Regions from separate parts of the Homo sapiens genome. Here all the other regions are linked to region 2. A link is a contact called in ENCODE Hi-C or POLR2A ChIA-PET data. All regions are on one chromosome and are shown on one strand. Each heading gives the region's core, a stretch centred on a gene start or an enhancer-like site at or near the end of the contact. The rest is flanking DNA. Distances are from core to core; before and after follow the strand shown.

What was found. A loop is a pair of places that touch in the nucleus more often than their neighbours do. ChIA-PET counts read pairs that join two places held with the same protein, here RNA polymerase II (POLR2A). Pooled maps may share reads with other maps.
Region 1: a loop to region 2 is called in a pooled map, with 2.3 times the contacts of the local background. The contact joins the enhancer-like site here to the promoter of RIOX1 in region 2. A Hi-C loop is called at or near these places in 2 of 50 pooled maps. POLR2A ChIA-PET finds 5 or more read pairs at or near these places in 3 of 52 experiments (Caco-2, H1 and activated T-cell).
Region 3: a pooled map shows a loop between it and region 2 (4-fold over the local background). The contact joins the enhancer-like site here to the promoter of RIOX1 in region 2. A Hi-C loop is called at or near these places in 2 of 50 pooled maps. POLR2A ChIA-PET finds 5 or more read pairs at or near these places in 2 of 52 experiments (H1 and OCI-LY7).

Annotation. Positions count from the first base shown.
Region 1 is chr14:73,423,243-73,425,942 of GRCh38, reverse strand. The region is part of intron 1 of NUMB (NUMB endocytic adaptor protein); the gene reads left to right. Among named protein-coding and RNA genes, the nearest start is that of NUMB, 34 kb to the left of the region's middle. Within about 2 kb of position 1,347, at least 4 of the 41 ENCODE cell types and tissues checked have a DNase peak (open chromatin) inside an H3K27ac peak, as active enhancers do.
Region 2 is chr14:73,489,538-73,492,237 of GRCh38, reverse strand. RIOX1 (ribosomal oxygenase 1) reads right to left here and starts at 1,305. Exons shown (of 1, transcript NM_024644.5): 1 at 1-1,305. The coding sequence starts at 1,220. The region is part of intron 17 of HEATR4 (HEAT repeat containing 4); the gene reads left to right. It also overlaps a transcript of ACOT1 not described here. RefSeq lists enhancers at 1-340, 1,529-1,638, 1,320-2,225 and a silencer at 689-978.
Region 3 is chr14:73,400,112-73,402,811 of GRCh38, reverse strand. The region is part of intron 2 of NUMB (NUMB endocytic adaptor protein); the gene reads left to right. Among named protein-coding and RNA genes, the nearest start is that of NUMB, 57 kb to the left of the region's middle. Within about 2 kb of position 1,316, at least 2 of the 41 ENCODE cell types and tissues checked have a DNase peak (open chromatin) inside an H3K27ac peak, as active enhancers do.

The DNA of each region.
Region 1 (2,700 bases), core at 98-2,597, 66 kb after region 2:
CACCTATTCCGGAGACTGAGGCAGGAGAATTGCTTGAACCTGGGAGGCGGAGGTTGCAGTGAGCCAAGATTGCACCACTGCACTCCAGCCTGGGTGACAGAGTGAGACTCTGTCTCAAAAAAAAAAAAAAAAATTAAATAAAATTAGAATTATAGCCCCTATCTCTTAGTGTTTCTTTGTGCTGATGAAATGAGATTATACACACTTATACACATTTATATGTAAATTCTTAGAACAGTGCCTTGAATATAGTAGGTGCTCTATATATAGTAGTTATTATATTTTCAAGTGAGTCCTATAATTCCTTGTTGGTATTTAGACAGTTATATAGTAACCCCTAAATACTTGTCAGTCAATATTCAGAATATCTGTAAATCTGTTTGGGAATTACGGCACGTTTTGAGGCACTTGGGTGAGACATTTAAATTTAATTTTAGGCCAGGTGCAGTGGCTCACATTTGTAATCTCAACACTTTGGGAGGCTGAGGCAGGAGGATTGCTTGAGGCCAGGAGTTCAAAACCAGCCTGGGCAACATAGCGAGACCCCTATTTCTATTTGTTAAACAAAGTTTAAAAATTATATTAAATTTAATCTTAATCTATATCCTAGGTACCTTGAACTGAAGGTTTTTCATGATGAACTGCAATTTTTTTCAATGTAACAGAGTGCTTTATTCTTTGTATTTACAGTTGCTTTCCAGAAATATTCATGTAATTGATACTCCTTTAAGCTCTATTGCATGTACTTTCTATTAGCTGTGAATCAAAGAAGTCAGTTTAACCTGTGTAGATGTCATAGAGACACCATAGAAGTTGGCAAGGAGTGAATTTTAAGTCAGGAAAAAGGGGTGTAACAATGTGTATGAGGGAGAAAATAAAGTGGTGCTTGGGGTAGAGATGTTGGCTTAGACAACCATAGTTCTGACTGAGGTAAAGATCTTTTAGGAGAAAGAAGAACAAAAAGGAGGGATAAAATATTATAGGACAAACTTCCAGCCTCTGTGTTTAGGTTATGACTTATATGTTTGCATATTGCAACTCCTAAAGCCGTCATTCTAGTCATGTAAACTTGAACCATGAATCCAGAAGCATGCATTATTATTTTTTCTTTATAAATCAGAACGGTCAGTTAAATTAGTTTTTCTTCTTGGATTTGGGGTTTGAATTAGTGGAGAGATGAGTGTTGTAGACCATTGTCTGCTATTCTTTTTTAGGAAAACCTGAGTATATCATTCTGCCCTTTAGAGACGTGCTCATGAAGATTATGCTTGTTGGTAAATGATCCTACTTCCTTGTTTCTTCAGCTGAAATAATACGACATGCCACTTCCTTTTTTCCTCTTACATCAAGCCCTGAGTATGCCTTTGTTTTTATTTTTGTCTTATGTTATAAACTACTGTGTGCATATAGGTGTTTGGAACCATGAGAGTGTTTTATCAAGAAAGAATCATGGCACTGAGAGGATTGATAGTGACTTCATTAGAAGCACTTTAGTTACGGCAAGATTTTATAAAGTTCTTAATGGTTATACATTTGTCCCCAAATGCAAAGGTTTTTAAAAAAATTATGTTAATTCGTTGTCAGAATCAATGATGGGATTTGGAAATCTTTGATTAAGTAGAAGACATATTAGGATTCTGACCCAGAACCTTTCAGGTATTAGGAAGAAATTAAACACTGCTTGTCATAGTTGCTCCTAAAATTTTATGTCTTTCTTTTTAAATGTTTCTTCTTTTTTATTTTTCAATCTAGGACAAGACTGCCAATATTTAAAAATTTCTCATATTCAGAAATGAGTGAGATTCTATATATAGAGAGAGAGTAATTGTGGTTTTTGCAATTACTTTTAATGGCAAAAACCATGATTACTTTTGTACCAGCCTACAGTACAAACAGTACAAGTATTAATACAACCGTCTGTCATTCTGTCATGTATCAAAATAGATCAAGAGTCTTTTTTTTTTTTTTTTTTTTTTGGAGACAGGGTCTCACTCTGTCACCCATGCTGGAGTCCAATGGCGCAATCTCAGCTCACTGCAACCTCCGCCTCCCGGGTTCAAGCGATTCTCCTGCCTCACCCTCCCAAGTAGCTGGAATTACAGGCATGCACCACCATGCCTGGCTAATTTTTTTGAGACAGAATCTTGCTCTGACGCCCAGGCTGGAGTGCAGTGGCACAATCTCTGCTCACTACAACCTCTGCCTCCTGGATTCAAGCCATTCTCCTGCCTTAGCCTCCCAAGTAGCTTGGATTACAGGCGTGTGCCACCATGCCTGGCTAATTTTTTTTTTTTTCTTTTTTGAGACAGAATCTTGCTCTGATGCTCAGGCTGGAGTGCAGTGGCGTGATTTTGGCTCACTGCAACCTCCACCTCCTGGGTTCAAGCCGTTCTCCTGCCTCAGCCTCCCAAGAGCTGGGATTACAGGCACCAGCCACCACGCCCAGCTGATTTTTGTATTTTTTAGTAGAGATGGGCTTTTGCCATGTTGGTGCCAGGCTGGTCTACAACTCCTGACCTCAGGTGATCCGCCTGCCTCGGTCTCCCAAAGTGCTGGAATTACAGGCGTGAGCCACTGTGCCCAGCTTGTTTTTTTTTTTTTTTTCAGTAGAGACAGGGTTTCATCATGTTGGCCAGGCTGGTCGTGAACTCCTGATCTCAGGTGATCCACCCACCTTGACCTCCCAAAGTGCTGGGATTA
Region 2 (2,700 bases), core at 56-2,555:
GCTTGGTGAATGAAGCCCCGAGGAAAATACAGCAAATCTCCAGGTTCCAGCACGGTCTGCAGCACCGGCTCACCGAGGTCGTCCTGACTGAAGTTGGGGCTGGATGTCAGAGCCAGTTCCTCGGTTGGGACTCGGGGTCGGTATACACGCCAGAGTTTCCTACCTTCCAGCTGCAGCACGAAGGCCTCGATGTCGTCGTAGTGGGGGGCAAAGCCCTGCGAGTTAGGGGGCGTGAGGTAAACGTTGGAGCCTGCCATGCTTCCAAACTGCTCTTGAAGCACAGCCAAAAACTGCCACACAGTAGTAGAGAAAGCCTGCGGACAGAGGAGACGCAGGGAGCAGCCGGCCTGGTACAGGGACCACGCGGCGGCGGGCAGCGCGCGGCCGGGTGGGTTCAGGGTCTCGCGTCGTCCGTTGATGTAGCGAGCGGCGTCCAAATGCTGGCCGAACTGCACCTCCTCGTTGCGCAGCATCGAATCCAGGTCAGCGGTAGAGAAAAGTCCCTGGTAGTAGGTGTGGTCCTGCCGCCGCACCAGCACCGCCTCGCGCTCCCATAGGCGCCGGTAAAAGTGATCTGGCGGCATGGGCGCGATGAGCCACTCAAAGAGGCGGGCCGCTCGCCGCCGGCTGCTGGGGATGCGGTTCAGCTCGGCCAAGACGCGCCGCAGCGGGGAGTCCCAGGCCGGCTCCCCACCCGTGTTATCCACCTGCGGCCCCGACGCCGTCGCAGGGGCCCCGGACGACTGGACGGCCGCTAAGTGTTGCGCGGTGCACAGCAGGGCCGAGGTCTCCACCACCCGGACCGGCGCGGCGGGCACCTCCACCAGGCGCGCGGGCGGCGCGGAAGCGGGCACCAGGCGCGCCGACGGGGTCTGCAGGGAGCGCGCGGCGGGCGAGGCCTCCAGCAGCTCTGCGGGCCCCAGGTGGCCGTATGGCTCTCGCCGGGCTGCGTCCGGGACGGCCGCCACCGCCGCCCCACCGGGTAGCGCGTCCCCCAGGTCGTCGGCCGTCGACTCCACCCTCGATTCCTCCGAGTTCTCGCTAGGCAGCGTCTGCGTCCTCAGCGCTGCCATGCGGGATACAACACTTCGCAGCTGCTTTCGTATCTTCCTGGACCTCAAGGGCAGGGCCAGGACCGACCCGCTGTGTGGCTGGGGCTTGCGCCGGCGCTTCGGCCGCCCGCGCCTCAACGGCCCTGCACTGGCCTGGAGCCCATCCATGGCCAGACCACACCAGTCTTCCCCGCCCGGCCGGCCGGGGGCGAAGCTAAAGCGGTTCCTGAATGCAGCGGCTGCGGTGCACTCTGGGAAGGGGGCGCGGCCTCCAGCCACCTCGGGGTTGGCCACGCCCATCATTCTTCTATTCGGCCCCTCCCGCTCTCTTTCATTAAATGTTTGGCTTCAAGCTGTAGCGGCAGCGGCAAGAACCCTTGCCAAACAAACAAGGAATCTACACTCAGAGAGCAATTTAAAAATCAAGTTGCGGCCAAGCGCGGTGGTTCACGACTGTAATCCTAGCACTTTCGGAGGCCGAGGTGTGTGGATCACCTGAGGTCAGGAGTTCGAGACCAGCCTGACCAGTATGGTGAAACCCCGTCTGTACTAAAACTACAAAAATTGGCCGGGCGCGGTGGCTCCGCCTGTAATCCCAGCACTTTGGGAGGCCGAGGCGGGCGGATCACGAGGTCAGGAGATCGAGACCATCCTGGCTAACACGGTGAAACCCCGTCTCTACTAAAAAAGAAAAATACAAAAAACTAGCCGGACGTGGTGCTGGGCGCCTGTAGTCCCGGCTACTCGGGAGGCTGAGGCAGGAGGATGGCGTGAACCCGGGAGGCAGAGCTTGCAGTGAGCCGAGATGGCGCCACTGCACTCCAGCCTGGGCGACAGAGCGAGACTCCGCCTCAAAAAAATAAAAATAAATAATAATTTAAAAATTACAAAAATTAGCCAGGTGTGGTGACTTGCACCTGTAGTCCCAGCTACTCGGGAGGCTGAGACAGGAGAATTGCTTGAACTCGGGAGGTGGAGGTTGCAGTGAGCCGAGATCGTACCATTGCACTCCAGCCTGGGCGACAGAGTGAGACTCTTGTCTCAAAAAACAAGAAGAAGCACAAAATCAAGTTACTAGAGACTCCCCAGGAGAAATGGCTACTTGACTGTTTTTTCCTTCTAGTCTCTGCACATTGCAGTGTTCCTTGGATGTCCTCATTTCTAAACAGGATGTTCCACCGGCAGGTTCCCACCAAAAAGTGCAGAATTCTTCTTTTCAAGGAATGCCCCCAGGCAGTTTGAGTTCCGCAGAAACTTCTGCTCTGCAGATGAATTCACTGATTGAAGCCTTATCTAGGAGTTCCTCCACCTAACTTCTCTCCCTCTTTTCTCCAATACAAATTCTCAAATTCATTGTCCTCTCTCTGAAAAATAAGTTAAGAATTTCTCTACTTGCATTCTTGATATCTGCCCTTCCTGCCCCTCTGGGATTTTGTTTCTTTAGCTACAACTTCTTTGGCTCTTAAACTCAGGATCTTAAATCGGCTTCTAATTTAACAGGCAATGTGGTGGCATGCGGGTGTAATTTTTGAGAACGTGGTCACTGTCTGTCATGCAACTAATTGCTTTGTACATAAAGATTCCTTGTCTTCATTTGAATCATTTAAGATAAACTCCCAGAAATAAAAGTGCTGGGTCAAAAAGTAAG
Region 3 (2,700 bases), core at 67-2,566, 89 kb after region 2:
TTGTGAAAGTGAGCTTTTGATAACGCAAAGTGAAACTTGGCTTGAATCTTGAGACCTTGGGCAAGTTACTGAGTTTATAAGCTTCTGTTTCCTCATCTGTAAAATGGAATTAATAATATCTGACTTTCAAGGCAGTCGTGAAGTGTGAAGGAGATAATTTATGTAAAGTACCTAATACAGTGCCTAATACATTGGAGGTGCTACAATGGAAGATATTATTATTATAATTGTTTGGTATGTGGACATTGGGGTAGAGTGAGAGAGCACAGACTTTATAGTAGAAGATTATATTTGATTCCTAGTTACACTACATAGTTGTGTGTTCTTAGGCAAATCAATTAATCTCTCTGAGATAGTAATATAGTGTGTAATCTCTGAGGATTGTTAGATTAGATATATCTACAGTGCAATACTTTATGGGCTCTCAGTAAAAGGCATCTGCTCCTGCTATTTTTAGTTATTATTTTTATGTTTTAGGATCCATATAACAGATAGGGAATCAGTCATTTAATTTACTCTAGAAATGTATTTGTGATCAAGGAGATACTGTTGATTAGTAGTATTTTTCTCCATCTGTTGAAGAAAAATAGCTGCAGAAACTGGATTTGAATTATGAGGTCTTTTCCCACCATGATAAAAAGTTTTTAGCCAGGTGCAGTGGCTCACTCCTGTAATCCTAGCACTTTGGGAGGCTGAGGCAGAGGAATCACTTGAGCTCAGGAGTTTGATTGCAGCCTGGGCAAACATAGTGAGACCTTGTCATTACAAATAATTCTAAAAAATTAGCTGGACATGGTGGTGCGTGCACGTGGTCCTAGCTACTCACGAAGGCTGAGGCAGGAAGATTGCTTGAGCCCAGCAGTTTGAGGCTGCAGTGAGCTCTGATTGTACCCCACTGCTCTCCAGCCTGGGTGACAGAGACCCTGTCTCAAAAACAAATTTAGGCCGGATGTGGTGGCTCACGCCTGTAATCCCAGCACTCTGGGAGGCCGAGGTGGGCGGATCACAAGGTCAGGAGATCGAGACCATCCTGGCTAGCACAGTGAAACCCCATCTCTACTAAAAATACAGAAAATTAGCTGGGCGTGGTGGCAGGCACCTGTGGTCCCAGCTGCCTGGGAGGCTGAGGCAGGAGAATGACTTGAACCTGGGAGGTGGAGCTTGCAGTGAGCCAAGGTCATGCCACTGCACTCCAGCCTGGGCGACAGAGCGAGACTCCGTCTCAAAAAAAAAAAAAAAAAAAAAAAATTTAGTCTTACATATTTTGTTAGTGGTTTCCGTTGTACACATGGATGTGCTCTGGTGCCTTTGACATGAACCTTCCAGATCTGTACTTCTTTGTTTTGTTTGTTTATAGCCAGTTAGTCATTATTGGTTCATGAGTACCATCCCCTGTTTTTTTTTTTGTTAGTTTTGGAAGACTTAATTTTTTTAGAACAGTTTCAGGTTTATAGCAAAATTGAGCAAAAAAAATACAGAGAGTTTCCATATACCTGTTGCCCCCACAAACCCACAGCCTTTCTTACTGTCAACATTCCTTACCAGAATAGTACACAGGAGATATAAGAAAAATCAAACCAATACAAACTCAGTATAACACAGCACCTCTGGTCACCAAAATGCGTGGGGATTTCTATCTACCAGCAACCCAGTCAATTCTTTGGCAGACACCAGCTGGGTATCCTACATTTTAACTCAATTCTGACATTATTTACTTGGAGATAGAATCAGATCCCACAGGTTGAGGGCTCAATCCCCTACTTAAATTGCAAGCCCCACGTTGTGTCCTGTGCTTCTGGCTGATTAGCCATAAATTGGGGTTACCACAGCTCCCTCTTTTGGTTCAATTAATTTGCTAGAGTGGCTCACAGAACTCAGGGAAACACTTCATTTACATTTATTGGGTTATCATAAAGGGTATTACAAAGGAGACAGATGGAAGAGATGCATAGGGCAAGGTATGTGGAAAGGGGCATGCCATGCCTTCTTCAGGTGTGCCACCCTCCTGGAACCTCCAAGTGTTCATCTATCCGGAAGCTCTCCAAACCCTGTCCTTTCGGGTTTTTATGGAAGCCTCATTACATAGGCATGATTGATTAAGTCATTGGCCATTTGTAATCAGCTTACCCTTCAGCTCCTCTTCCCTCTCTGGAGGTTGGGGGCAACCCTCTTATCATGCCTTGGTCTTTCAGGTGACCAGCCCTTATCCTTGAAGCTATCTAGAGATGTCCAGCCACTGTCATCTCATTAGCATGTAAAAGATACTCATCACTCCAGAGGTGCCAATGGTTTTATGAGGTATATGTCAGGAAAGGGCAAGAAGACCAATTATATGTTTCATAATTTGTTATAATCGATAAACCCACATTGACACATTATTTTCACCCTAAGTCCTTAGGTTACATTAGAGTTTATTCTTGGTGTTGTACTTTCAAGGATTTTGGCAAATGTAATGACATGCATCCACCACTGTAGTATCATGCAAAATAGGTTTACTACCCCAAAGATTCTCTGTGCTCTGGCTGTCCATCCCTTCCTCTCACCTAACCTTTGGTAACCACTGATCCTTTTCCTGTCTCCATAGTTGTGCCTTTTCCAGAATGTCATATAGTTGGAATCATATGGTATATGTAGCCTTTTCAGATTGGCTTCTTTCACTTAGTAGTGTGCATTTAAAGTTCTTTCATGTCTGCTCTTCAT